Regions from separate parts of the Homo sapiens genome. Here region 2 is linked to region 1. A link is a loop called in an ENCODE intact Hi-C map of the cell type or tissue named here. Cell type or tissue: chondrocyte. All regions are shown on one strand. Each heading gives the region's core, and the rest is flanking DNA. Links, peaks and the distances in the headings are about the cores only.

Region 1 (10,969 bases), core at 899-8,898:
CTAAAGTTTATACTCTCAGAATGCTTAATGCAGAGGAACTTATTTTCCCTCTCCACTCCTATTCTCCCACAGGTAAGGGGTCTCTAATTTTCTGCACCACCTCAAAATATCAAAGAAAACTGGGGTGTGGTAGCCACCGCAAGGACCTCCAGTGCACATGTAGCTAAACATACACAAGTGAGACCATGCTTCTGCGATTAGAGGCTTCTTCCTTCACTGTCATGAGCATAACATGGTCACTTATGCATAGTCCTTAGATCGTAATCAGAACTCCAAGAAATGTTTGCTGACTGAATAATCTTTCATTTGTTCAACTGAAGGCAGTGTCATAGTGGCCAGCCATGCAGCCTGTCACTTGAAGAAAAGTGCTTGAGGAAGAATGAACATTTCGACATTACTTCTTGCTGATCTACAATTTTAACTCTATTTGTACAGCCAGATAACTGAGTACATGATTTACAGGAATAAATGAGAGTCACCTGTGGCTGTACGTTTGTGTAAGTCCACATACTTTTTACGTAGGTTGTTATATTTATGAATTGTGCTACCTACACTCTGGTTACAGGTTGTTCTTTACATCAATAACTCATGAAAACCCACTAGGAGAGCATGTCAGATATAAGAATGGCACCACAGATCACAGATTGAAAAGACCTCTGGGATCATCTGCACAGAGTAGGAAAAACCACTCATGATCACTCTCCTTTGGTTCTGCCTCATCTGTAATCACTCCATGGGGCAAACTGCACTCCTGGTTTTTCTGACCAACAAACAGTTCTGCACAGGCTAGTTAAATTATCTTTCCGGCCGGGCACGGTGGCTCACGCCTGTAATCCCAGCACTTTGGGAGGCCGAGGTGGGCAGATCACGAGGTCAGGAGATCAAGACCATCCTGGCTAACACGGTGAAACCCCATCTCTACTAAAAATACAAAAAATTAGCCAGGTGTGGTGGCGGGCGCCTGTAGTCCCAGCTATTAGGGACGCTGAGGCAGGAGAATGGCGTGAACCCGGGAGGCAGAGCTTGCAGTGAGCCGAGATCGCGCCACTGCACTCCAGCCTGGACGACAGAGCGAGACTCCGTCTCAAAAAAAAAAAAAAAAAAAAAAAAAAAAAAAAAATTATCTTTCCTTTTCCATCAGTCTTGAATTCATATGAGTATTGTTAGTGGTAATTATCCTTATAAAAGGCAAAAATAACGGTCTCAGGGCATTTTTCCACAAGCAAGGCTTTGTATCAGAAATGGTAAAAATCAAAATGAAATCAGAAGTATTTAGAAAGTTACATGTATTCAAAATACTACTATTAGAATTTTTAATTTAAATAAAGACACTTATTTTCAGTCAGGAAGCAAAATGATATAATAGCCAAATAGTAATTCTTATTCCTATAACTTGGCCTTTACAACTTACCAGGTGTTAAGTCTATACATAGAGTAGTGTCCAGTCTCATTATTTAAGAGACAGTCGTGTTCTTGTTATCTGCTTTGTTTATCTAAAACTTTGCAGTAAAAGAAAATGATACTGAGCCTTGGGGAATCCTTGTTCAGCTGAAGAAAATGAGTAGTTCTGGTACCCAGGCCAATTTTAGATTTTACTATCGTACTTAAAGTACAAAAATCATGGTTCCAAGTAGAGAAAAGAATGCTAGACTAGGCCAAATTATTCTTGGGCAAATGTCTCAAACATATTGGGCTTCGAGTCCTTCATGTAAATTAAATAGTTAAATTAAATGAATCTAAACACTAGGAGAAATAGAAATTTTATTCCAATGTTGGAGGCCTATTAATAACCAAACAAAGAAGGTATGGAAATCACCATCAGGTGAAAGTTGGCATTGGAAACCACTTGTCTTAGGAGGGAGAAAGAGGCAGCCAAAGCAACTTCTGAAAGCCTTGTGAAGACAACCTCAGTGAAAATCGGAAATAACGACAATAAAGTCAAACCGGTTGTCAGAGTTTATCAGAAGAACGGTCCCAAAGCAGTACCTGACCTGACCGGCCAACTAACCTGAAATTCAACAGTTGAAGTTTGAGTGGCATATTTATAAAATCAAACGTCTTCTGGAAGCTACATGTAAAAACGAAACTGTAGCTTATGAATAGAAGAAGTGGCTACCAGAAGACTCTACCTATATTTTGGAGTTCATTTTAGGTCACATATCATTCTTGTTTGTCACAGCCAACTATGGAAATAACACTACCAGTGTCACTTCCCAATAGGTCAGGAAGAATACTTGGAAGAAACATTTTGGAAGGCAGTCGGTGTTTGCTGTTAACAAAAATGGCCACACCAATGTATACCATCTCCCCATTCCACAATGAAATATTATTTGCTACTACAGATATCACAGTTTTATACAGAAAACAAGTGACAAAGATATAGAAGTTCAACACTAATTTCTCCTTACACAAAATACAGGTGACCCCTTTGGCCACCAACCTGTTGCTCAAGCTAGTTTTAGAAACCCTGTCAGGAAGAATAAAAATTTCTGTGGTTTCTGGAACATTTTGGGGGTATAAGGTCTTGACCAGCAAATATGAAAGTATATTGTAAGGTTTCCTCTTAATATCAATACTTAGTATCACATTTTGGGTCTTGTAAGTGCTCACATATGTTTCAGAAACAATTAAATTTTTTATTGACATTTTGGCCTGCCTCCTAAAGATGATATCCTTCAGCTGTTAAACATTTGATAGGTTTGAAGTTGGGAAAGTTTTTTTTATTTAATATTTTTATGCTCTTGAAGATGTACATACAGAAAAGGCAAGAGGTGACCTGAGTCTTTTGAAGTAGTAATCAAACTTTAGGAAAAAGGCAGAGACTTTCAAAAACCTTTCTGGGTGTCTTTTGAGAGAGAGGAGGGAATAATTAGTAGACCTTTGTCATATGATTAAGCTTATCAAATCAGGATCGGTTCTACACACACCAATAAGCTCTGATCTGGTTCCTTGTTTTGTAACATTATAAAGAATGAGGAAAACTTGTGCATTGGAAAATAAATTTGTTTAAAGGGTCTCGAATTAATTAATTTATTTCACCTGGGAAATCGCACTTATTTTTCAACTGGGAAGGCAAACGGCTGACCTTCAAGTTACTAACATCTACAGGACTTGAAAAGAGAAGGGAGTCTGTAACCTCATCAGAAAAGACTGAAACAGTCAGATACTGTTCCCCAAATATTACAGATTTCCTGTCTTATAGGATTCTAAGCAAATAACCAGAATATCACTCCGGGGTACACCTTCCTGTATAAGCAATGCCCTGGACTAGACCCTCCTAACAGCTGCTCTCCAAGTCTCCGCAGCCAATTCCTTCCTTAATTTGCCTTCACTTTGAGAAAGAAAAAAGAAAACAAAATCCCCCCATTCCCCGTTCCCAATCTATTACATTTCAAAGGAGGAGAAAGAACTGGAAAACCCCGTTTCCTTTGAGAAACGCGTCCGCGGCAGCTACTGAGGGTCTGCCCCACCTTTAGCTTCAGGTTGACAACTGCCTTCAGCGCGTTCTCAGCTCAGCTGGCCCTATGGGTCCCCTAAAATCGCCCGAGCGTCCGCCCTGTCTGACCTGCCCCCCTGCCGCGGCGCACATTTCAGCTTTTCAGCTTCACGGTGGAGCTCGCAGTAATTGAGTCGCGAGGGTTATTTTTCCTGGCCTCACCTCGCGGTCCTGAGCCTGCAGGGAGCTTTCGGAAAGACATCGCCCCCTCCCCCTGAGTCCCCGGCAGCTTCTGAACGCTGCGCGGGTCTCCGCCCCGCGGGAACCAGGATTGCGATCCGTTCCTCGGCGGCTAGAGGTTGAGGCCGGAGGCTGACACCACCAGGGACCCAACGGAGGGTTTATTCTGCCCAGCTTCACATCTGGGGGTCAAATCGCATTAAAGCCAAACCACCAACGGGGCAGGGAGCAGGTGGTTAACTGCACAAAATAAAGTTACAGAAAAAACCTCGTTTTGCAGGCGAGTGACTTAGTTTCCCTCTGTAGCTTTGCCGTCATAAAAAGCAAGTCCCTCCCCTCTCCTGAGCTGGAAGGCGGGGAAAGGTTATCAGCGGCTCCAGATGGACGCCCGTAGGCAGGGTCAGTTTAGGAAGACCGGCAGGCAGGCGTATTAGGCGCGCGGGCTCCCATCCTCATGGCTATGGGAAGCAAGTTTCCCTCATCCCTTCTTGGAAGGTAAGAGCTTTGACATCTGGAAGTGTCAGAAATGAGCCTTTTGCCATAAATCATCCTGAAAAGCATTCAAATCAGACAAGCGTCTAGAGACCCTTTAGACACTCCACCCCCAAAATCCTAGATCAAAGTGCAGTTCCTGGAACCATAAACACCTATTATATGCAAAATCCTACTTATCTGGAGGATGCCAAAACTGAGAGTAAAGTAAGGGGTAAGGGGCACTTTTCGCTGTAAATTTCCTATACAAATCTCAAAATTTTTCTTAGCATTGTCAACTACCTTCTTGGAGACAGGCTACAGCGCTTCTAAACCCAATACGCTTTTCTGGAGTCCTCGGAACAGCTGGCCGGGGCTTTTAGCACACGGGACGGGACCTTCGCCTTTGCCTGTTTTTTTTTCGACCAGGAGAAGCAGGTGCGAGAGTCTGGGGCTTAGGAGGTGGAAGGCGGGGAAAGAGAATCCACTAGGTCCTCGTGTAGAGAACAACAGTCGCTCCTTAGATATTACTCCAGGACGGAAACCTGATTGCAAACCGCTGTTCCTTCGAAACTTGCAAAACCCGGAACAGAAAACTCCCGCCCAGCCAATTTTAGCTCTCGCTGAACTCTCCCGCCTGCGTTACGTTTGCACAGCAACTCTTTGTAAATGTCCGAGTCCTCTCGGAGGAAAGATCGTTAGGGCGACGAGAACATTAAGAGGGGACCTGGAGGGCAGATATCCTCGATCCCAAGAGAGCAACTTTGTCGCCTCAGAAAACACGCCAACTTCCCTCCTGCTCTTTCCTTGGTCAACTCAGAATCAACCGATTGTATTGAAATCTCCTGAAATCCCGAACAGGGATTGGCCCAGTCGGCTTCTGAAACCGAGGCCGGGGAATGGCAGGAATGGGGGGCAGAGAGGATCGGAAAGAAGAGTCCTTCCCCCACAGACATTCCCAGCTGGGACACGAGCTCGCTCGCAGCGCGTTTATGGAAAGAGGGGGCGCTGGGAACCGCGCTGGCGGCGAGCAGACTCCAGGGTCGAGATTATTCGACACGTGTCTTTTATTCCTCACAATCCATTTCTTACGGGTGATTTATGAACGAATCTCTTTGATCAGGGACGGTTTTATCTGTCCACTGCTACAGATGACAGATGCGGCTGCTAAAATGCCTGGTCCCCGCTGCCTAAAAGGTTGCTCCCCCCCTTCCCAAATGCTGTTGCTTTTTCTCTGGCGGTCCCCACCCCCTGCTTCTTCGTTCTCCTTCCCTACCCCCAACCCCGTTTGCTGTCTTAGTTGCAATCCCTCTGGGTGGTTAAGTCAACAAAAAAGCGCAGAGCAGGGTCAGTAGGAAGCCAAGGCAGGCATACTTTGGGCACGCCATCCTCCTGATGCCACATTTGTTAGGGTCTTAAGAAGGCCCCTAGCCGGAGACCAGAAGAGCTTGCTCTTAAGGTGGGGGTTGCCTGCCTTCGGAAACTAGAAGATGAGGTCCTCACAGCCAAGTCCCATGGGCCTGGCTCTGCCCAGAAAAGGCTCGTGCTGGGGTAGGGAGCCAGTACACCGGGGGAAGCCTCAGCCTGCGGTTCTGTGCGGGCCGGGGCTCATCAGAACAACCACTTTGGCTTAATTGGGGAGGGAAGGAGGCAGCTGGAAAGGGGGAGAGGGGAGAGGATCACGTTACAGAGCCTCCTAGTCCCTAATAGGTAAAGGAAAGCGGAGTCTCTGAAGCGGTTATTAATAGTAGGGGTGTGTGTGTGTGTGTGTGTGTGTGTGTGTGTGTGTGTGTGTTAGTAGTATTTCATTAAAACCATATCCTGGAACAAAGAGTTGTTCTTTCATGTTTCTTTGCTTTGTTGTTACTCTGACAGGAGTTCTAAAAACAGGATTTTTCCAATCAAAGGATCCCTGGAGTTATCTGCCCCCTCCTAGCCTCCTTTCCCTCCACCAAACTGCTCTTGGTATCATTATCCCGCTATGGATTCTTTCTTATACTCTTGATTTAGCCAGAGGACATTTAATAGCTGATTGGATTAAATGTTGCAGACTCCAGCCTGGGCTATTTGAAAATCCGGGTCGTGGACTGTGCCTAACATCAGAGAAGGAAAACTGATCTATGAGATGTGTTTTAAGTTTCACGTAGTACGGCGGGGAGAGAAGGAAGAGGAAGAAGGGAGTCTCTAGGTTACAAAGTTAGAAGTTTCAAAAGGTGTGCGTTGATGAAGGGTAGGGAGAGAAGTCAGTGGCGGAATGAGGCAAAAGGCAACCTTAGCAAGAAGCTAATAGAAATTTCCTCCATCATAATGTGCAAACGAGATTTATAAGAACACTTTGTAAATATTGCTCTGGATGTCAGGATTCTTCCCCAGGAATGGAGTGCTGACTCCATTAGGGGTGCATCCACAGACCTCTCTGAAGGACTTGTTTGTCATTGCTAAATTTGTGGTAGGAAGATGGTTTCTGCTTCAAGTTTGCTTTCAATAATAGTAACAATTCTTTGATTGGTGTTAAGTTTCAGGAACAAAAGAAGAGAAATGTGGGCTGTTTTTGTCCAGTACTATGTTTAGAAAATGGAGGCATAGCAGTCCCAAAGGAGAGCTTCGCACAGCCAAATCTGGGTGTTGGGGTTTGACCGAGTATTTCTACAAGGACGGGAAAACCTAGAGAGGCAGGATCTGATGCTCCTCAGTGACCAGGACCTCTGTGAGCTACAACCAAATAATATGATATGCACCCAAAGGTAACAATAAATCAAGGCTAGGAATGACTGGATGGGTATTGAGATTAAATGCTATAGAGAGAAAGAGCCTGTTTATCTGGTCTGGAAATTTTAAAAATTGTCAATCCTTAAAGCTAATATGATCACTGACTATATTTCATTTCTGATTATGCCTGTAGGAAGCCCAAAAAGGAATAAGATAAACCCTCACAGTAAAATTGGATTTAATATTGTGGAAGAAAATACCCTGACTTTTAAATTTTGTTTAAAGTAGAGAGCTATATGGGTGGCTATATAATAACATAAGCCAGATATAATGTCAATTTAACAGAGATTTAGGGATAGTGTTGCATCTAAAAGAAGAGCCACAGCACAGTTCATTGAATATATCGTCTTAATATATGGGTAACAAATATTTAAAACCTTATTGTATGCCAAGACCCTGGCCTGAGCCACATGTTAGCATTCACAGTAACCTCTAAGAACATTCCTATTCAACATGGAGAAAGTAATTGGACTCTCTTCCACATCTGGCGAACTGCTAATTCGTTTTAATTTTGTTTACAAGCTTTCTTCTTGCATAAAAAAAATGCTTCCTCTGTTTACAAGTCATTTTTAAAAATCCTTTTCAATCAAACTGATCATGTATCTTGGTAAAAGCCCTTCCGCATGGGCTCGGGGATTTCAGAGTGCTGGGTCCTGGCCCCATGAGTAAGGGATCACCCGCTCATCTTTCAGCCCATCCAAGCATCTTGGAGGTTTAGAATCTGTCAGGCCTGGCATTCCTTCGCTCTTCTTATCACTCTCTACCCCTTCAAAAAGGCAATTGATTAGTTTCAGCTTTTCCAAACCGAGATCCGATATGTTTTTCAGGATCAAACGTCTTTGAGAAGTCCAGAGAGCAATGTGGGAAGTGGGGAATGTGAAGAAGGAAAACAGGAGGGGGATGGTGAAATTCATCTCTCACCCTAACTCTCCAAAGGAACCTAGGGGATGCGCATTTTGGGCAGGAGATGGAATTGTGACTTCTGGAAGATGCACTTAACAACTTGAGATGTGTCTTCCCTTTCTGAAAGCAAATGTTTAAAGAAGAAAATAGATATCTAGAAAAGGAGGTTGATGATTTATGCCTGGATTTCTCTCCAAGCATTTGCCTTCCTTGTATTTACAGGCGTGTCCCCATTTGCAAGTTGTACGTCTGTTCCTTTCACGTGACATTTCATAAAAGCCCTAACATCTGGGCAAGATAAACTTCCTTCAGGTACCTGCTTAACTTTTCACTTGTCACACTCACATCACCCCCCAAGGCATCCCTTTCTCTCTCCCGCCTGCCTCAGTGGTGGCCTCTGTGGGGGTGCACTTTGTTCCAGTCCTCCCACCTCCCACCCCCATGTCGCTGGCCCCAGTTCCAGCTTCCCACAATATCACCCCCTCCCAGTGCCAACCTTTGCCGTGGCCAGGTTCTTTGAGAGACTCCCGATCCTTAGTCTCCCACTTCAGGCCTGACTGTGCAGGTAAATGAGGGTAGCATTTTGAACCCCAGAAAAAAAGTCATATTTCGATTCTGTCTTCAGACCAAAACCAAACCAAAAGGAAAACTGCCGACTACTCCATACAAACTCACACTTAGGTTCGATAGTCCCTTATACATCTATATATTCCTCAATAAAGTGAAATAAAAGAGCAGCTGATTTTGGTGGTAGTCATTTCGTGAGATTTCCCTCTCTGGTAGATACGCAAACTTCATGTTTTACAGAAACTTAATTTCACTTGCTGGAAATCTCCCCTCCCCCAAGAAGGCTGCCTTCTGGAATGAATGCTTTTAGAGTTGTTTTTTCTTTTCCTAATCTAGAATTTTGTTCCTCTGACTTCAGCCTAAATCGCACGAAGGAGGAGGACACATCCACAAACTTGAGAGCGGGTGAGAGAAAAAAAAAATAGAAGGAAAAGAAAAGAGTCCACGTAAACAAGAAAGGAGGCTGTTGCAGGCTCTCCCTGCAGCAAACCCCAAACGATCTCGTTGCAGGGCGCCCACAAAATCCCGGCTATAATTGAGTGTTTTCTTTGAGGTTTTCTGACCATGTGCTTTTTACCATGGTTACTATGACTCTGATTCCAGAAGCTGAATATTCATCATGATCCCATCCCAACCTTTCAGAAGGCTTATCTCGTTGGTCCTTACAAAGAAGGAGAATCTAAAGGGGGCTCCTCTGTGCCAGTGATTTTAACCTGCTCCACCTTCCAGTGACCTGCCACATGCTCCTTCTTACTTTATAGACATCTGGGAATTCCATACATGCCTTAAACTCCAATTACACACCTTCTTCAAAGGACACGTGCTTTGATTTGCTAAGAACATTAAGTGGGCTCACGTCCTTAGGCCTTGAGACAAAAGCGAGGGGAAAATGGAAAATGTATCCCATGTCGTTTTTTTTTTTTTTTTAATTTAAACTGGGTCTATCCTTTGCTGTCCAGTAAATAAAGATAGTTAATAATCCTCCTATTTGCACATTCGTGGGCTCTCAAAGAGTTGGAAGGTTTCTGAGAAATAGTGGGATTGCCGGCTTTGAGAAAATATGAAGAAACCGATTTCTCCTTCCACTTTGCCAGTGCACTTTCCTTCCACTTTCACTGGTGCTGGGGGCGGCGCACTCTTTACGACATATAAGCGGAAAATTCTGCAAAAGTGGCCCCCGGGGATCCCCGCCCGACCCCTGTCTGTCGCTAATGTGGGCCTGTCTCCGGAAATTCGAGGTTGGGCCTTTGCCTGAATCTGTTGCTATTGCTCCCCTTGCTACCGCTGACACTTGGCACCGCCGCCTCCTAGCAGCGGCCAGACGCGGGGCTGGGGGCCTTCCACGCAAACCGAAGGAGATACGGACATCGTCATTCTCCCCACCGCGCGAGCCGGGCCCGCCACCCACGCAGGGGAGACCGTGCCCGTGCCCCTCTCCCGCGCCTGCCGCAGGTGAGACCCTCGCTCCCCACGGAGTTCTGTTTGGGTTTCCGTGGCGTTTGTTCCCCGCAGGTTTGTTTATTTTTCTTCAAATTACAGATGCAGGGAAAACCGCCTGACATCATGAGAGCGGGACAAACGCTCACTTTGAAGGATTCCTGGGCAGGACTTCAAGTGAAATCATATGCCTGAGAAGAACTTGATACCGGTCTAGAGAAAATAACCAGTTCTGACTTTGCCAAACCATGGAATGTGCAAAATGCTCTACTTTTTTGCAAGAGGCCAAATGTCCCTTAAAAAGCTCCATTATGAATATGAACCTTAAGACCGAAGGGTCAAGAAGCTTGTGCCGTTGTTGAGTGTGGGAAAAAATTTACACACATCGTGCAAGTTTCTGCTCCTTAACATTATTTTATTAATAATACGTTCCACTTTGGGGAGGGGAACCTGTAACTGTGCGTGAATTATCATCTGGACATGTGCTTCTGTGAACAAAAGGGGAAATGTGCATATGGGTAAAAAAATTACTGCTTTCTTATAACTAAAGGCTATCAATCTGACCAACTTATAAATAAAAGTAATCAATAGCACAGTAAAGGAAACATTAAATTTTCTACAATTTACCCAAGACAATTTAATACAATACTTTCCCCTAGCAAATGCATTCTGAAGGAAAAAGATCCCAAGTGAACCAACACATTAATTGGAAAGCCTTAGCTTCTTATTTCCGAAAACAAGAGGTAATTCATTCTATGTGTTCTTTAAATAAGGGTAGGTAGCAAAAATAAAATGAAATAACATAAAATCAAAAGAAGATATAATGGTGGAGGAAAAGAAACAGGTGGCTTCATTTCTATTCTAAAAAAGAATTTCACGATTTATGTCTTGTGTATACAGGGGTAGGGATTAGAATCTGCAAGCTGGAAACTGCATTCCAGTAGTTAATATTTTTCATTGTGCAGTCGCCTCATTCAAAATAAAATTACCACCTTTTTCATTCATTTATTTCTCTGAAAATCTGGGGGGAAACATTACCTTCAGATTAGTATTTAATATTACTATAAATATGGCATTTGCTTTTCTCCAAAGTGTTTCCCCTTATGAAAAAAGTAGAAAAAGCAAAACACATTAAAAAAAGAAAGA
Region 2 (10,969 bases), core at 1,847-9,846, 75 kb before region 1:
TTTATATAAACGTGTATTTTTTGCTAAGTAAGGAACATAGTAGAGCACTGTCCTACTATTTCCATGTATTTCCCCGCATGTAATAATTTAATTTTTCAAGTTTTAGAGAAAGTCCCAGCAAGCGATCTTCTACCCTTAGAATATTCTGGAGCTTCAAATGTTTTCCCTTTTTAATCCCTTGGAAAATTTGTAGAAAAACTATAACAGATTTTACATTTTAGCATCAAAGAAAAAAAGGCAATTACTTAGCAATTTCCAATACTATCTTAAAAAAAAAAGACTCAAAATCAAATACTTCCAACAAGTTTTGCACTGTGTTTACATAGTAGGTGTTCAATAAAGTTTGTTAGATAATGGCCTTGGAGGTCTAAGGCTACCCTCTTAGTGATCTTTTGGTGGTATTGAGTAAAATCCCCATGACCAGACATGTTCAGCTGGGAGGCTTATTTTTATTATACTTGAAAAAGAGGCTAAGAGAAACTGACAGAGCCATGAGTAATGCTTGTACCATCCTAGGTCACTCAGTTTAAATCACTACAAGGCTCTCTGAATCTCTGTGCTTCGAATGTGATTTCTTTTGCTTTTTAAAGAATTTTATATTTCTTTACATTTTACATCTATTGTCACTTTATGCCATTTGATTTTATGACAGGGTCAACAGTGCTAACTTTTGCAAAGTAAAGTTAAAAATGAATCTAATAAGTGACTTGTTTTAATGAACAGAGGGTGAGATCTGCTCTATGTAAACATGGATGTCTAAAACTATTATTAAAATTGGACAATTAATTTAAAATATTAAAATAGACAATAGCTCAGAATCTGATATAAACTTATTTATTTGTAGAAGTTTGGCTTAACATTAAAAGTTTAAATGAAATTACATTGCAATGGCCTTGATGAAGTATCCAAGCAGAACCCACTTCTCTCTTGAATTCTAAAAATTCCTGGAACAGTCTTGATTCCTGTGAGGTCCCCAGTTTTGGAGAAAGAAGTGTTCCTTTGATTCTAAGGTTTGTAATCACATGATATGTGAATAATAGGGTAAATAGGGTATTAAAATAGGGTATATATATATATATATATATATATATATACACACACACATACATATAGTTTATACAAACTATTATATATATATGCTGAAAGTTTAGTTATTATCCTGAGGCTAGAATTTCTGCACTGGACACACTGTGGATTCTCCCCCACCTCCCACCTTATATACTACACAATAAATATAAGTGGAGGTCATTTTTAGTGGTTCAATAAGCCCTGGGCATAGGAATAGTAATGACAATGAACAATCCTAACTGCAAACATTTATTGAACACTTGGAAAATATCACGCTCCATGCTAAGCAATTCAACTTTGTAATCTGTACAACCACACTGTGGCATATATCCCCACAATAACTGATAGTACTCCTATTTTACAAATTAGAATATTGAACTTTAGTTAACATCCCTCAAATAGTCCCATAGCTTGTAAGTGCCAAAACTAAGAATCAAAGCCAAGTCTTGAATATTATCCTTCACTTATATCATGGGACTAAGGCTAACTTACAAATCAGCATATTAAGAAGTCTGGATGTCATTTATAACCATTTATACCTAAAAACTAGGTAGCAAATGAAGGTGAAAGTCAAAGCATGTTGCCAGACAATTGCTGCTGTACTTTATACTTTGGCTTTGTGTGCTATTTGCTAAAGCTAAGAATTAAATTAATTCAAGGTGGATTAAAGACTTAAACGTTAGACCTAAAACCATAAAAACCCTGGAAGAAAACCTAGGCATTACCATTCAGGACATAGGTATGGGCAAGGACTTCATGTCTAAAACACCAAAAGCAATGGCAACAAAAGCCAAAATTGACAAACGGGATCTAATTAAACTAAAGAGCTTCTGCACAGCAAAAGAAACTACCATCAGAGTGAACAGGCAACTTACAAAATGGGAGAAAATTTTCGCAACCTACTTATCTGACAAAGGGCTAATATCCAGAATCTACAATGAACTCAAACAAATTTACAAGAAAAAAACAAACAACCCCATCAAAAAGTGGGCGAAGGACATGAACAGACACTTCTCTGAAGAAGACATTTATGTAGCCAAAGAACACATGAAAAAATGCTCACCATCACTGGCCATCAGAGAAATGCAAATCAAAACCACAATGAGATACCATCTCACAACAGTTAGAATGGCAATCATTAAAAAGTCAGGAAACAACAGGTGCTGGAGAGGATGTGGAGAAATAGGAACACTTTTACACTGTTGGTGGGACTGTAAACTAGTTCAACCATTGTGGAAGTCAGTGTGGCGATTCCTCAGGGATCTAGAACTAGAAATACCATTTGACCCAGCAATCCCATTACTGGGTATATACCCAAAGGATTATAAATCATGCTGCTATAAAGACACATGCACACGTATGTTTACTGCGGCACTATTCACAATAGGAAAGACTTGGAACCAACTCAAATGTCCAACAATGATAGACTGTATTAAGAAAATATGGCACATATACACCATGGAATACTATGCAGCCATAAAAAAGGATGAGTTCGTGTCCTTTGTAGGGACATGGATGAAATTGGAAATCATCATTCTCAGTAAACTATCCAAGGACAAAAAACCAAACACCACATGTTGTCACTCATAGATGGGAATTGAACAATGAGAACACAGGGACACAGGAAGGGGAACATCACACTCTGGGGACTGTTGTGGGGTGGGGGGAGGGGGGAGGGATAGCTTTAGGAGATATATCTAATGCTAAATGACGAGTTAATGCGCGCAGCACACCAGCATGGCACATGTATACATATGTAACTAACATGCACATTGTGCACATGGACCCTAAAACTTAAAGTATAATAATAATAAAATAAAAAAAGAAATTGATCAGATTTTAAATAAAATTGCCAGCACTGTCAAAAAAAAAAAAAAAAAGAGAAGAGGAATGAGGCAGAATGGTGTATATGAAAATATCTCTTCATTGCCTACACAACATTCAATAACCTTTCCCTGCTGCTAGATATTATTCAGGTGGTGCCTACAGTACCTTGATTTCAGAGACTTTCAGTTCTCACCATAGGCTAGGAAGCAAAGCTCCATTGGTATAAACCATTGTAGTTATCTAATTGTCTTTGGTCAATTATTGGTCTGGAAGTGGTCATGTGAGTTACTTTTAACCCAAAAGATATAACAGAAAGTCTTCTGGAGTGAGCTTCTAGAAAGGCATTACATTCTCAATTAAAAAAAAAAAGAAAAGATATGGCCCATGTAGATCTTTGCTTCTTTTTCTTTCTTCTTGCCTGGAATGCAGATATAATGCTTGTTGCTACATCAGCCATGCTGTGACTAAGAAATGACAAGGATGAGAGTGAAAGACAATATACTAAGCATGGCAGTGTACAAAGGATGCAAAAAGATCTTGGGTCTCTGACACTATGGTTGAGCACCTGCATCAGCCCTGGGCAGCCTATCATCAACATTCATGTTATGAGGTGGGAAAAAAAGGAAAAATAACCCTTAATTTTTCATCCATGATAGGTTTTCATTGATCTGCAGCAGAATATGATTTTAAATGATAAAAGCTTTAAAACATGACCTACAATATGTGCAGTTGCTGGACAATTTTTGTTGATATATTTATCACACTAAAAATCACAAACTCCCAAACCACCTTTGCTGACCCAACTACTGGGTACCAGCAAGCTCTCTGTCACCTAGACTGCCTTGTGCTAGACTCAATGCCTTTGGATTCAGAGGAAAGAAAGGCCAGGGCAATGACTTCAAGCAACCGTGTGGTATCTGTTTAAGTCATAAAATATCTTGTAGACCTCAGGCTAGCAGGTTGATTTAACATTTTATGACACACTTTAGAGCAATAAATACCTAGAATTTTGAAATGAGTCCATGGTAACATTGGCAGAAATGACTGTGAGTAATTTGAAAAAGAACTTGGAGTGTTAGAATTCTGTAAGCATGAGACTTATTGAAGTGAGGTCCCATAATCATTATAAAATGTAAATGTTAGATTTATAGGAGCGTTCACAGCTTTAGTATCTTTATCACAAAAACATTTTCAAATTTATTTCTCATGTGCAATCTAATTTGTATAAATCCTTCTACACTCCAGGATTTACTTTATTAATCTGTAATATTTCTCTATAGTAACTGTAATAAGCCAAGGAAATAACAATCTGGGGGAGCTTCTCTATATTTAGAAAAGTTAAGAAAGTGAAACCTTTCTGGGAAGCATATTTAAGATTCCTAAAAGGCCTCTAGTATTTCACTGAATTTTAAAGTGACTGGAAATAAGTATAAGGTTCATTTGTAGAGATTTGTCTTTTTAAAAGAGCTTCTTCCCATTTGATTTACTTTTGTGTAAAACTTTTGGTTTATATAAACTATTGTTTCCTATAATGGAAAATATTAATATTATGCTTAAAATTTCCAAACTGTTATTGGTTTCCACACCTTGGAGAAGATACTAGTGTGTCAACACAAGCAAAGCACATGCACCAAACTTCAGATGTTTATTTTATCATTTGTAGCTAGAGAAATGTAATTATTTTAAGTGGCTATAATTTAATGCTTTGACATTTCTCGAATCACAGCATGAAAATGACTTTACACTTTTGCTAGCAAGTACAAGAGAAACCAATAAGGCAATATTTAAAAGCACATTGCAAAGAGAAGACACTTCCACTAGTATATAAGATATCTTAATAACATCTGATCAATAAACAGTTGAATAAATATGGAGGTTTCTGGTCCGCTTTTTTTAGCGTGTGTGAATTTTGCCATCTCATTAAATTTCAAATATTTTTATCATGTTTACATGCTGAAGTCATTTGAAAGCTAACTTACCTGTTGGGAATATTGAGAGTCAGAAGTCAATTAAATCGTACTTTTTTTTTTTTTTTTTTTTTTTTTTTTTTTTTTTTTGAGAGAGAGCGTTTCTCTCTGTTGCCCAGGCTGGAGTGCAGTGGCATGATCTCGGCTCACTGCAACCTCCACCTTCCAGGTTCAAGCGATTCTTCTGCCTCAGCCTCCTGAGTAGCTAGGATTACAGGTGTGCACCACCACGCCTGGCTAATTTTCTATTTTTAGTAGAGATGGGGTTTCGCCATGTGAGCCAAGCTGGTCTCAAATGCCTGACCTCAGGTGATCCACCCACCTCAGCCTCCCAAAGTGCTGGCAATATAGGCGTGAGCCACCACGCCCAGCCTAAATCCTATGTTAAGTGGTAATACCCAGGCAAATTGAAGGTGAATGTTTTGGGCAGTCAATAAATTAAACATATAATTTCAAAAAAGAGATTGTTAAAATGAAGTATGTGATTTCCAGATATGTGTGTGTACACATGTGTATACACACACTCATTTTCCTTTCAGTAGCCACGAAGTGAAATTGTTGGTAGTTAACACTAAATTTAGTCCAATCTTTGCTTATGGAAATCTTAGCAATGAAAAAAAAATATAAATATGAAATAATTTACTTTATTTCAACTCTAATATTCTCTACAATTTTGGAATGGTCAAAGACAGGGTAGCTAACTGCTTTCTAACAATTGAAAGTCAATTTCCTTAATTGAAAAGTAAATATAAAAATAACATATAGCTATCAAAAATTAACTTCACCATGCATCATTGCTTTATGAACTGGGTGTATTATTCTGTTTGTGGAATAAGCACTTAAAAGAAATTTAAGTTATGTAGGCTGTCTAGCATTTGGGCAAGAATGGAAAATATCCATCAAATTTTATTCAAAATATCTCCTTTATGAAGCCATCTCTAACATTTCTCAGCTGCTTTCATATACATTCAATTGGTAAACATTTCTTACTAAAGATAACTTGTTTTGTCATTCAGAGAAAATTATTTGAAATTTGAAAAGTCACTGCCCCTGCTTTGCCATTTAGTCTATTATTAGTCAATTCAAAGAACAAGTTAAAGTGATTGATATAAAAATACTGAAAGTTACTTATAAGTTTTACTTGTTCCTATCTCACAGGAAGATAAAACACCTTGTTCAAATTTACAAGAAAAAAACCAACAACCCCATCAAAAAGTGGGCAAAGGATATGAACAGACACTTCTCTAAAGAAGACATTTATGCAGCCAACAGACACATGAAAAAAACTCATCATCACTTTTCATTAGAGAAATACAAATCAAAACCACAATGAAATACCATCTCATGCCAGTTAGAATGGCAATCATTAAAAAGTCAGAAAACAACAGATGCTGGAGAGGATGTGGAGAAATAGAAACACATTTATACTGTTGATGGGAGTGTAAATTAGTTCAACCATGTGGAAGAGAGTTTGGCAATTCCTCAAGGATCTAGAACTAGAAATACCATTTGACCCAGCAATCCCATTACTGGGTGTATATATTCAAAGGATTATAACAATAAACACGTATGTTTATTGTGGCACTATTCACAATAGCAAAGACTTGGAACCAAACCAAATGCCTATCAATGATAGATTGGATAAAGGAAATGTGGCACGTATACACCATAGAATAGTATGCAGCCATCAAAAAGGATGAGTTCATTTCCTTTGCAGCGACATGGATGAAGCTGCAAACCATCATTCTATGCAAACTAACCCAGGAACAGAAAACCAAACACCACATGTTCTCACTCAAAAGTGTGAGTTGAACAATGAGAACACATGGACACAGAGAGGGGAACATCACACACTGGGGCCTGTCGAGGGGTCGGGGGCAAGGGGAGGGATAGCATTATAACAAATAGCTAATGCATGCAGGGCTTAAAACAGAGATGACAGGTTGATGGGTGCAGCAAACCACCATGGCACATGTATACCTATGTAACAAACCTGCATGTTCTGCACATGTATCACAGAACTTAAAGTACAATAAAAAATAAAACCACCTTTTATTTTATTTTTCAATAAATACATATTTATTGAGTCCTTACCATGTGTTAGATATTGTATCTTCAGTTACATCAGTAAACTAAACAAAAACCTTACCCTAGTTAACCTTGAACTCTAGAGCTTGCAGATAGTCAATAAATAATAAAGGCAATAAATAAGCACATTAAACAGTAAGTTATTAGATGGCATGTGCTATTAGAGAAAGAAAAAGTAGACTGGAATCAGAAAAAATTGAGTTAAAGAGGCAGAATGTGAAAAATCACAATTTTAAATGAAATTTTCAGGGTATGCCTTATTTCCTGTGGTGTAAATACTTCCGCTCTGGTTAATTTCAAGCTACCAAAGGTTTGAAAAATAGCTTACAAAATTCTTGAATATTTAACAATTGGTTCTTATTGGTAAAAAGGGGGCTCAGCACAAAATTTGAGCACAGACTTTAAGAAATGGAAGGTGTTAGCCAAACAAACATCTGGGGGAAGACCCTTCCAGAGGCAGCAGTTAGAGCAAAGGCAGTACCTGGAAGGTTTGAGGAGCAGCAGATAGGTCAGCCCAGGGCAAGAAGCGATGGGGAATAGGAGAAGCAATCAGATTCTGAAGGACCTTTTAGGACTTTGCAAAGGCTTTCATTTTCACCCTGAGTGAAAAAGAATCCACTGAAATGTACTGAGTAGAGGAGTGACATGATCTGACTTACATTTTCCTTTTTTTTCTTTTTTATTATACTTTAAGTTCTAGGGTACATGTGCACAACGTGCAGGTTTGTTACATAGGTATACATGTGCCATGTTGGTTTGCTGCAACCATCAACTCGTCATTTACATTAGGTATTTCTCCTAATGCTATCCCTCCCCCATACCCCCAGCACTCCCCACAACCCCGCTGCAGGCACCAGTGTGTGATGTTCCCCACCCTGTGTCCATGTGTTCTTATTGTTCAATTCCCACCTATGAGTGAGAACACGCAGTGTTTGGTTTTCCGTCCTTGTGATAGTTTGCTGAGAATGATGGTTTCCAGCCGCATCCATTTCCCTGAAAAAGACTTGAACTCATCATTTTGATGGCTGCATAGTATTCCATGGTGTATATGTGCCACATTTTCTTTATCCAGTCTATCATTGATGGACATTTGGGTTGGCTCCAAGTCTTTGCTATTGTGAATGGTGCCCCAGTAAACATACGTGTGCATGTGTCTTTATAGTAGCATGATTTATAACCCTTTGGGTATATACCCAGTAATGGGATGGCTGCGTCAAATGGTATTCCTAGTTCTAGATCCTTGAGGAATCCCCACACTGTCTTCTACAAAATGGTTGAACTAATTTACACTGCCACCAACAGTGTAAAAACATTCCTATTTCTCCACATCCTCTCCGGCATCTGTTGTTTCCTGACTTTTTAATGATTGCCATTCTAACTGGTGTGAGATGGTATCTCATTGTGGTTTTGATTTGCATTTCTCTGATGGCCAGTGATGATGAGCATTTTTTCATGTGTCTCTTGGCTGCATAAATGTCTTCTTTAGAGAAGTGTCTTTTCAAATCCTTTGTCCACTTTTTGATGGGATTGTTTGTTTTTTTCCTGTAAATTTGTTTAAGTTCTTTGTAGATTCTGGATATTAGCCCTTTGTCAGATGAGTAGATTGCAAAAATTTTCTCCCATTCCATAGGTTGCCTGCCACTCTGATGGTAGTTTCTTTTGCTGTGCAGAAGCTCTTTAGATTAACTAGACCCATTTGTCTATTTTGGCTTTTGTTGCCATTGCTTTTGGAGTTTTGGTCATGAAGTCTTTGCCCATGCCTAGTCCTCAATGATATTGCCTAGGTTTTCTTCTAGGGTTTTTATGGTTTTAGGTCTAACATGTAAGTCTTTAATCCATCTTGAATTAATTTTTGTATAAGGTGTAAGGAAGGGATCCAGTTTGAGCTTTCTACATATGGCTAGCCAGTTTTCCCAGCATCATTTATTAAATAGGGAATGCTTTCTCCATTTCTTGTTTTTGTCAGGTTTATCAAATATCAGATGGTTGTAGATGTGTGGTGTTATTTCTTAGGCCTCTGTTCTGTTCCATTGGTCTATATATCTATTTTGGTACCAGTACCATGCTGTTTTGATTACTGTAGCCTTGTAGTATAGTTTGAAGTCAGGTAGCATGATGCCTCCAGCTTTGTTCTTTTTGCTTAGGAATGTCTTGGCAATGTGGGCTCTTTTTTGGCTCCATATGAACTTTAAAGACGTTTTTTCCAATACTGTGAAGAAAGTCATTGGTAACTTGATGGCGATGGCACTGAATCTATAAATTACCTTGGGCAGTATGGCCATTTTCACAAGATTGATTCTTCCTATCTATGAGCATAGAATATTCTTCCATTTGTTTGTGTCCTCTTTTATTTCATCGAGCAGTGGTTTGTAGTTCTCCTTGAAGAGGTCCTTCAAATTCCTTGTAAGTTGGATTCCTAGGTATTTTATTTTCTTTATCGTAATTGTGAATGGGAGCACATTCATGATTTGGCTCTCTGTTTCTCTGTTATTGCTCTATAAGAACGCTTATGATTTTTGCACATTGATTTTGTATCCTGAGACTGCTGAAGTTGCTTATCAGCTTAAGGAGATTTTGGGGTTTTCTAAATATACAATCATGTCATCTGCAAACAGGGACAATTTGACTTCTTCTTTTCCTAATCAAATACCCTTTATTTCTTTCTCTTGCCTGCTTGCCCTGGCCAGAAGTTCCAACACAATGTTGAATAGGAGTGATGAGAAAGGGCATCCCTGTTTCGTGCCAGTTTTGAAAGGGAATGCTTCCAGTTTTTGCCCATTCAGTATGATCTTGGCTGTGGGTTTGTCATAAATAGCTCTTATTATTTTGAGATACATTCCATCAATACCTAGTTTATTGAGAGTTTTTAGCATGAAGGGTTGTTGAATTTTGTCAAAGGCCTTTTCTGCATCTATTGAGATAATCATGTGGTTTTTGTCGTTGGTTCTGTTTACGTGATGGATTACATTTATTGATTTGCATATGTTGAACCAGCCTTACATCCCAGGGATGAAGCCCACTTGATCATGGTGGATAAGCTTTTTGATGTGCTGCTGGATTCGGTGTGCCAGTATTTTATTGAGGATTTTCGCATTGATGTTCATCAGGGATATTGGTCTAAAATTCTTTTTTTTTGTTGTGTCTCTGCCAGGCTTTGGTATCAGGATGATGCTGGCCTCATAAAATGAGTTAGGGAGGATTGCCCCTTTTTCTACTGATTGGAATAGTTTCAGAAGGAATGGTACCAGCTCCTCTTTGTACCTGCAGTAGAAATCCACTGTGAATCTGTGTGGTCATGGACTTTTTTTGGTTGGTAGGTTATTAATTATTGCCTCAATTTCAGAGACTGTTATTGGTCTACTCAGAGATTCAGCATCTTCCAGGTTTACTCTTGGGGGGTGTTTGTGTCCAGGAATTTATCCATTTCTTCTAGGTTTTCTAGTTTATTTGCAGAGAGGTGTTAATAGTACTCTGTGATGGTAGTTTGTATTTCTCTGGGATCGGTGGTGATATCCCCTATATCATTTTTTATTGCGTCTATTTGATTCTTCTCTCTTTTCTTCTTTATTAGTCTTGCTAGCGGTCTATCAATTTTGTTGATCTTTTCAAAAAACCAGCTCCTGGATTCATTGATTTTTTGAAGGGTTTTTTCTGTCTCTATCTCCTTCAGTTCTACTCTTATCTTAGTTATTTCTTGCCTTCTGCTAGCTTTTGAATTTGTTTGCTCTTGCTTCTCTAGTTCTTTTCGTTGTGATGTTAGGATGTCGATTTTAGATCTTTCCTGCTTTCTCTTGTGGGCATTTAGTGGTATAAATTGCCCTCTACACACTGCTTCAACTGTGTCCCAGAGATTCTGGTACATTGTATCTTTTTTCTCATTGGTTTCAAAAAGCATCTTTATTTCTGCCTTCATTTCATTATTTACTCACTGGTCATTCAGGAGCAGGTTGTTCAATTTCCATGTAGTTGTGTGGTTTTGAGAGAATTTCTTAATCCTGAGTTCTAATTTGATTGCACTG

Evidence for each region. Peaks named below come from ENCODE experiments on the same cell type or tissue, not always from the same donor. Only the 100,000 strongest peaks of a DNase experiment are listed, where the experiment ranks them.
Region 2: a loop joins it to region 1, with 2.0 times the contacts of the local background. A loop is called at or near these places in 2 of 110 quality-filtered maps.

The regions. Positions count from the first base shown.
Region 1 is chr7:19,102,830-19,113,798 of GRCh38, forward strand. It overlaps LOC124901597 (a long non-coding RNA gene), which reads left to right and starts at 4,099. Exons shown (of 3, transcript XR_007060241.1): 1 at 4,099-4,171; 2 at 8,723-9,838; 3 at 9,926-10,416. It also overlaps a transcript of TWIST1 not described here. In chondrocyte, for the core only: a CTCF peak has its summit at 5,182; a DNase peak (open chromatin) is centred at 3,622.
Region 2 is chr7:19,026,617-19,037,585 of GRCh38, forward strand. No RefSeq gene overlaps it. Among named protein-coding and RNA genes, the nearest start is that of TWIST1, 86 kb to the right of the region's middle. In chondrocyte, for the core only: no CTCF peak of the experiment used is centred there; no DNase peak of the experiment used is centred there.